2 separate regions of the Homo sapiens genome follow, and region 1 is linked to region 2. The links are chromatin contacts, found by POLR2A ChIA-PET in ENCODE. All regions are on one chromosome and are shown on one strand. Each heading gives the region's core, a stretch centred on a gene start or an enhancer-like site at or near the end of the contact. The rest is flanking DNA. Distances are from core to core; before and after follow the strand shown.

Region 1 (4,032 bases), core at 1,519-4,018, 330 kb before region 2:
CTTCATCCCTGGGATGCAAGGCGGGTTTAACATATATGCAAATCAATAAATGTAATCCATCACATAAACAGAACCAATGACAAAAACCACATGAGTATCTCAATAGATGCAGAAAAGGCCTTCAATAAAATTCAACACCCCTTCATGCTAAAAACTGTCAATAAACTAGGTATCGATGGAATGTATCTCAAAATAATAAGAGCTATTTATGACAAACCCATAGCCAATATCATACTGAATGGGGAAAAGCTGGAAGCATTCCCTTTGAAAACCGGCACAAGACAAGGATGCCCTCTCACCACTCCTATTCAACATAGTATTGTTGAATACTATTGTTGAAGTTCTGTCCAGGGCAATCAGGCAAGAGAAAGAAATAAAGTGTATTCAAATAGGAAGAGAGGAAGTCAAATTGTCTCTGTTTGCAGATGACATGATTGTATATTTAGAAAACCCCATCGTCTCAGCCCAAAGTCTCCTTAAGCTGATAAGCAACTTCAGCAAAGTCTCAGGATACAAAATCAATGTGCAAAAATCACAAGCATTCCTATACACCAATAATAGAGAGCCAAATCATGAGTGAACTCCCGTTCACAAATGCCACAAAGAGAATAAAATACCTAGGAATACACCTTTTAGGGGATGTGAAGGACCTCTTCAAGGAGAACTACAAACCACTGCTCAAGGAAGTAAGAGATGACACAAACAAATGGAAAAAAAATTCCATGGTCATGGATAGGAAGAATCAATATCATGAAAATGGCCATACTGCGCAAAGTACCTTGTAGATTCAGTGCTATCCCCATCAAGCTACCATTGACATTCTTCACAGAATTTTAAAAAAACTACTATAAATTTCGTATGGAACCAAAAAAGAGCCCATATAGCTGAGACAATCCTAAGCAAAAACAACAAAGCTGGAGGCATCATGCTACCTGACTTCAAACCACACTACAAGGCTACAGTAACCAAAACAGCATGGTACTGGTACCAAACCATATATACAGACCAATGGAACAGAACAGAGGCCTCAGAAATAACACCACACATCTACAACTACCTGATCTTTGACAAACCTGACAAAAACAAGAAATGGGGAAAGGATTCCCTATTTAATAAATGGTGTTGGGAAAACTGGCTAGTCATATGCAGAAAACTAAAACTGGACCCCTTCCTTACATCTTATACAAAAATTAACTCAAGATGGATTAAAGACTTAAACATAAGACCTAAAATCATAAAAACCCTAGAAGAAAACCTAGGCAATACCATTCAGGACATAGGCATGGGCAAAGTCTTCATGACTAAAACACCAAAAGCAATGGGAACAAAAGCCAAAATGGACAAATGGGATCTAATTAAACTAAAGAGCTTCTGCACAGCAAAAGAAACTATCATCAGGGTGAACAGGCAACCTACAGAATGGGAGAAAACTTGCAATCTATCCATCTGACAAAGGGCTAATATCCAGAATCTATAAGGAACTTAAACAAATTTACAAGAAAAAACCCCAAAAAAGTGGGTGAAGGATATGAACAGACACTTCTCAAAAGAAGACATTTACGTAGCCAACAAAAATATGAAAAAATGCTCACCATCACTGGTCATTAGAGAAATGCATATCAAAACCACAATGAGATACCATCTCATGCCAGTTAGAATGGCAATCATTAAAAAGTCAGGAAACAATATGCTGAAGAGGATGTGGAGAAATAGAAACGCTTTTACACTGTTGGTGGGAGCGTAAATTAGTTCAACCATTGTGGAAGACACGGTGGTGATTCCTCAAGGATCTAGAACCAGAAATACTATTTGACCCAGCAATCCCATTACTGGGTATATATCCAAAGGATAATAAATGATTCTGCTATAAAGACACATGCACATGTATGTTTATTGTGGCACTGTTCACAATAGCAAAGACTTGGAACCAACCCAAATGCCCATCAGTGATAGACTGGATAAGGAAAATGTGACACATATACACCAGGAATACTATGCAGCCATAAAAAAGGATGAGTTCATGTTCTTTGCAGGGACATGGATGAAGCTGAAAACCATCATTCTCAGCAAACTAACACAGGAACAGAAAACCAAACACCGCATGTTCTCACTCATAAGTGAGAGTTGAACAAGGAGAACACATGGACACAGGGAGGGGAACATCACACACCGGGGCCTGTTTGGGGTGGGGGGTGCTAGGGGAGGGATAGCATTAGGAGAAATACCTAATGTAGATGACAGGTTATGGGTGCAGCAAACCACCATGGCATATGTATTCCTATGTAACAAACCTGCATATTCTGCACATGTATCCCAGAATTTAAAGTATAATTTAAAAAAAAAAAAAAACTTGCAAAGTCAATTCACCAGTCTCTCACCTTGAGGAACTCTTTGGAATCAATAGGAACAGAGTAGCACCAGCCCAGTGTGGCAGTGCAGAGAGGAGCCGGAGAAGATGCCTGCCCTCCCCAGGAAGCCATAGAGGGAGATTTGCTCCAGCTCACAAGTTGAAATTCTTCGTTTTGAGGAATTTAATTATGGCTAACAGCGAGGATTAATTGCTTTATACTGTGTTAGTATAAATAAATACTTTCTTCATTTGCCTTTAAAAAAAAAAAGGAGAGGGAAGATACCGAAGTAAAGACACAGACACACAGTGAGAATGCCAGGTGATGATGGAAGCAGAGATTGGAGGAATGCAGCTGCGGCCCAGGAACGCTGAGGATTGCCAACAACCACCAGAAGCTAGGAAGAGCCAAGCAAGGTTTCCTGCTGACGTGTCTCACAGGGAGCATGGCCCTAACTTGATTTTGTACTTCTAGCCGACAGACCTGTAAAACAATACATTTCTGTTGTTTTCAGCTCTTTCTCTTTGCCTAATTCGTTATGGCAGCCCTAGCAAATTAATATGGTACTAGAGGCCTAATGTATGTATTTTGTGTGTGTGTGTGTGTGTGTGTGTGTGTGTGTGTGTGTTGGGGGTGGGGGGAGTAAGTGTCCTTTAACTGCAGAAGAAACAGAACAAATCAGGTAGACAGGAAGAAAACAAGGCAACCTTTCTTAATCATCTAAACCAAGAAGTGTCATGTTTTCCTGTGGACCTGACCTTCCCAATCACTGCTCCAGCACAGACTCCTGGCTGTGGCTGGAACACCCCAGCTGTGTTTCCTCCTTAGGGCCTTTGCACCCACTGCTTCCTCTACCTGGAACATGCCCAGGGCCAACTCCTGACTTCCTGCTTTTTCCTCAATGAAGCCCATTCTGCAATCTGCACTCCCACCCCACTGAGCACTCCCAACCCCCCTTGCTCTACTTTACTTTTTCTTTTCTCCATGTTCTCAGTGGATTCTAATATCCTAATAATGTGTTTATTATGTGTAGGGAGCATTATTTATCGTCTCCATCCATGCTAGAACATTAAGCTCCATGCAGCGATGTGAACAAACATCAAAAACAGTACCTAGTTCACTGTAGGTGCTTAAGAAAAAATTTTCTAAAAATCCATCATTCATTTTAAAATGACTACTTTAACGATTACAGAAGCTGTATGTGTTCATTGTAAAAAAAAATTAGAAAAAATTAAAAGCTTCAAACTCCCACCATCTAATAAAACCTCTCAAATTAAAAAAAAAAATGTTTTAGAAAAGGAGCAAAAGGAAGCAAAGTACACTTGGAAGAGGGACAAGCGGGCAACTTGAGAGATCCAAGTACCCCATTTGGTCCTTGACTTGGGGTTTTATACGTTGGCATGGTTTGGGGGCTTTACTTTCTCCTCCCTTAATTTTTCCCTTGGGGTGGGCTGTTGTTCAACCGCTGCATGCGAGGTGTCAGTCAGCACTCAAGGGGGTGACCACATGCATAGTGCATTTACTGAGGTTGTGCACATGCTCTGTAGGGGCGATTTTATTTTACCAGTCTAACACCCCCAAAGGAAGGTCATACATCTGATATTTTGCCGGTTAGAGCACATACTCAAGCCCACTTGCCCAACTCCTGAGATCTTATGTGGAAGCTGCTGATCACCAGCTCAAG
Region 2 (4,120 bases), core at 232-2,731:
GCAGAGGAGAGGGTCAAGTGATACAAGCTGCACTCAACTGCCCACCCTTCCTTCTCCCCACTGGTTGCTTGGGAAGGCTGGCACACAATGTGAGGATACTGGTCCGCAGCAGATGTTTCAAAACAGGGACCTGCAGGGCTGCGCTACAGAAATTTTTATCAGTCCATAAAAATATGAAAACATGAGGAAGATACAATCCATGTTCATAAAACTAAATGTAATCAGATTTTAAGACTTCCCTTTATTCAGAGACTCTTTTTTTTTTTTTTTTTTTTTTTTGAGACGGAGTCTCGCTCTATCACCCAGGCTGGAGTGCAGTGGTGCGATGTTGGCTCACTGCAAACTCTGCCTCCCAGGTTCATGCCATTCTTCTGCCTCAGCCTCCCGAGTAGCTGGGACTACAGGTGCCTGCCACTGCACCCGGCTAATTTTTTGTATTTTTAGTAGCGACGGGGTTTCACCATGTTAGCCAGGATGGTCTCGATCTCCTGACCTCGTCATCTACCCGCCTCGACCTCCCAAAGTGCTGGGATTACAGGTGTGAGCCACCGCACCTGGCCTATTCAGAGATTCTCTTTGTGCATGTATGTTAGTGTTCTCGTGTGTGTGAAGTGACAGTCTTAGTAAATGGTAGTTTTCCATATTTGACATTATTAAAAATTGGCCGCCCCATGTGTCCATTTCTAAAAGTGCACAAGTGTATAAACAAAGAGGCAGTGTTTTCACCTGTCCATGAAATGGAAGAGTCTGGGAAATAGTGATCTAGAGGTGATACGTGTGTCAGGACTAACTGGTTGCCAGCTTCTGCTTCTGTACTCATGGCCAGGGGCCTCTGAACTCTACCATTAAGTCCAGGCCCCCTGCATCCCAGCATAAAGCCAGTGCTGTAGGATCTTTTGTTCCTAGCCCTGCTCTTGTGTGCTAGCTATGGTTAGCCCTGGGATCTTGGCTAATTTTCCAGTGTCTCAGTCTTTGCCCTGATAACCTGCCTGTAGTGTCAGATCCCACCCAGGAGTGGACCCTGTCCTGCTTTTATGTAGCCACTTCTCATAGACCAGAGTCTTACCACACCTCAGACCAGTGGCTGGAGCCCGCCTGCCCACTGGAAGGCTTCTGGGTTGCATGTGGTCTCTCTGCCTGCATTACTGAAAAAAATCTGCTTCTCTTTTCCCAGAACATGCTTCTTCCTCCTCTTGGATTCTACTGCCCACATTTCTAGTGATGCCTCAGTTTCTGTTTCTGTGTTCACGTATTCAGTGCCCTTACCACTCAGAACCTGCTTTTGCCAGTGGACAGGGGTTAGAGAAGAGCATAAGACATGGACCTGCTTTCAGTGGACTCCTGAGCCTTGTTATGTTCTCCAGTTTTTGTTCTCTCTGCCAAACCAGCCTTGGAACTCCTCTTAGTGATTCTCTCTGCCTCCTCTATGTCTGCTTCTAAGAGGTTCTGGGCTTCTCAGTTTTCAGCAAGATTTACCTGCTTTTAACTGAACCGTGCCTGGCTCCGTGCCAAGATATAACTACCAGATAAAAAATTGGGGGTTAACCTCAAGTGTGAAAATATTTAATTTTTTAATTCTGAATTTGGTTTCAACATCAAGCCCCCATCTGGCCAGTGATAGAAATGTAAGTTTTAATCAACTCCGGGTATTCCTGGTCAATATGGGATTTTCTCAGTAAATTCAAGTTTGTCTTCTTTTGTGCCTGGGCTGCTATTTTAAGTGCCCCAAGGCCTAGAGAGCTGGAGACAGTTTATTGAGGCTGGAAGGCTGGAGCACAGTTTGGGATTGGGATTGGGGGAGGAGATGCATGGGAGACAAGGGTAAGGACGCGTCTTATTCCTCTTTAGATCACCGTATTAGTAGCCACAGAGTAGCTGCCCAGTAAATATCCACATGATTTTTTTTTTTTTTTTTTTTTTTTGAGATGGAGTCTCGCTCTGTCACCCAGGCTGGAGTGCAGTGGTGTAATCTTGGCTCACTGCAGCCTCCACCACTCAGGTTCAAGTGATCCTCTCACCTCAGCCTCTCAAGTAGCTGGGATTACAAGCATGCGCCACCACACCCGGCAAATTTTTGTATTTTTAGTAGAGATGGGGTTTCACCATGTTGGTCAACCTGGTCTCAAACTCCTGACCTCAGGTTATCCACCTGCCTCAGCCTCCCAAAATGCTGAGATTATAGGCATGAGCCACCATGCCTGGCTGAATGTTTTAGTTACAGTGTTTGGTTATAAATTGTAAATAGTTACACAAAATTCTTTTTAAAAATTCTGACTTATTTCCAGATATTTTCATTTTGAGAAATTCACTGTTGGGGAGAACAGAAAGCTTTAAAAACATTCTCATCTTACTCATAGGTGACAAAGTGTGAGATACCTGAAATTCTGTATATTGAAACATATAACATGTACTTTAACATGGTATAAAGTACAATGAAAAACAAAAAAATGAAGAAAAGCTCAAAAGAGATGATATACTAACTAGGCTGAAGAGATAGAGCCTGCCAAAGACCTGAAGTTTATTTTACACATCTACCATTTGTTTATTGTTTGCTTTTATTTGCTACCTCCTCGGCCCTTTTATGGATGAGGTCAGTGAACAAAATTCTTCATGGCTAGTGAATCATTATTAGCAAGAACACTCAGCCAAGACAGAAGGGAATAGATTTCATAGAATGAGAAACTTCTAGAATACGAGATCTCAAAGCGTCCTTAGAGAGCATTTAGTTCCAAACTGCTCAAATGACAGAGTGTCTAGAGGTGAAGAGAGGGCAACTAATTTGTTCAAGATCATGCAGCTGACTGGCCAGGCTAGAATTAAAATCGAAGTTTCCTGACTTTTGTGTTTTAAATGATGTTGATGGTTATGGTGGTGATCATATAAAAATCACTTTATGATTTATAGAGTGCTTTTATATATATATATATATATATGTGGTATAGAAGGCCCGTTTATTACATAGGGTCTTAGAATCGCATGAATATGAACCCACAACATTAATGACTTTAGTCTAAACGTGGTCTTGGATAAGTAAATTTAATTTTTTGAGCTTCAACTTCTGCATCAGTAAAATAGAAATAAGACATTCTTCACAAGATTATTATGAAGATTAAGAATCCACTTAAAGCATATAGCATAGTGTTTGGTACACAATAAGTACATATTAAATGTCTGTTGAATCTGTGACTAATAACTTGTTGCTGCCTTCTCTGTGATCTTCACAACAGCCCTTTGGAGACGTCTACCATGCTACTTTTATCTCCCGAAAACTAAAATATCCTAAATAACCCCTATCTCTGTTTTGCCCAAACTCAAAAACCTTTTTGCTATGTGTGATTAATATGTTTATCAAATAATAAATCTTGCTGAATTTCCTGATTTGAGGGGCATTACACTTGTCGTTGTGGTACTCAAAAACAAAGATGTCTTGGCCGGGTGCTGTGGCTCACGCCTGTAATCCCAACACTTTGGGAGGCCAAGGGAGATAAACCACCTGAGGGTCAGGAGTTCAAGACCAGCCTGGCCAACATGGCGAAACCCCGACACTACTAAAAAAAAAAATACAAAAATTAGCTGGGCATGGTGGCACGTGCCTGTAGTCCCAGCTACTCAGGAGGCTGCGGCAGGAAAATCACTTGAATCTGGGAGGCGGAGGCTGCAGCGAGCTGAGATCGTGCCACTGCACTCCAGCCTGGGCAAAAAGAGTGAGACTGTGTCTCAAAAAAAAAAAGAAAAAGAAATTTTTAAAAAATTCCTTTCACAATGGCATCAAAAAATAAAATACTTAGGAATCAATTTAACAAAAGCCATCCTAGATCTCTGTACATAAAACAACAAAACATTACTGGGATAAATTAAAGAAGACCCAGAATATGGAAAGAGAGATCGTGTTATGGAGAAGACTCAGTATTGTTAATATGTCAGTTCTCCCCATATTAATCAGTAGATTCAGTCCAATCTCTGTCATGATCCCAGCAGGCTTGTTTGTATTGACATCAAAGCAAATTAGGAAGTACTATATAATATATGAAAACAGTACTATTTAACACAACAGCATGTCAATAATAATTCAGACCTTTTTCAGTTACAATGTTGGACTTTTTAGAGAATTTTGTGGAGA

Evidence for each region. ChIA-PET counts read pairs that join two places held with the same protein, here RNA polymerase II (POLR2A).
Region 1: POLR2A ChIA-PET joins it to region 2 with 16 read pairs in Panc1. The contact joins two enhancer-like sites. POLR2A ChIA-PET finds 5 or more read pairs at or near these places in 3 of 52 experiments (A549, BJ and Panc1).

Annotation. Positions count from the first base shown.
Region 1 is chr11:78,595,752-78,599,783 of GRCh38, reverse strand. No RefSeq gene overlaps it. Among named protein-coding and RNA genes, the nearest start is that of NARS2, 23 kb to the right of the region's middle. Within about 2 kb of position 2,768, at least 4 of the 41 ENCODE cell types and tissues checked have a DNase peak (open chromatin) inside an H3K27ac peak, as active enhancers do.
Region 2 is chr11:78,264,017-78,268,136 of GRCh38, reverse strand. All of the region lies in intron 2 of GAB2 (GRB2 associated binding protein 2), which reads left to right. Among named protein-coding and RNA genes, the nearest start is that of USP35, 77 kb to the right of the region's middle. Within about 2 kb of position 1,481, at least 3 of the 41 ENCODE cell types and tissues checked have a DNase peak (open chromatin) inside an H3K27ac peak, as active enhancers do.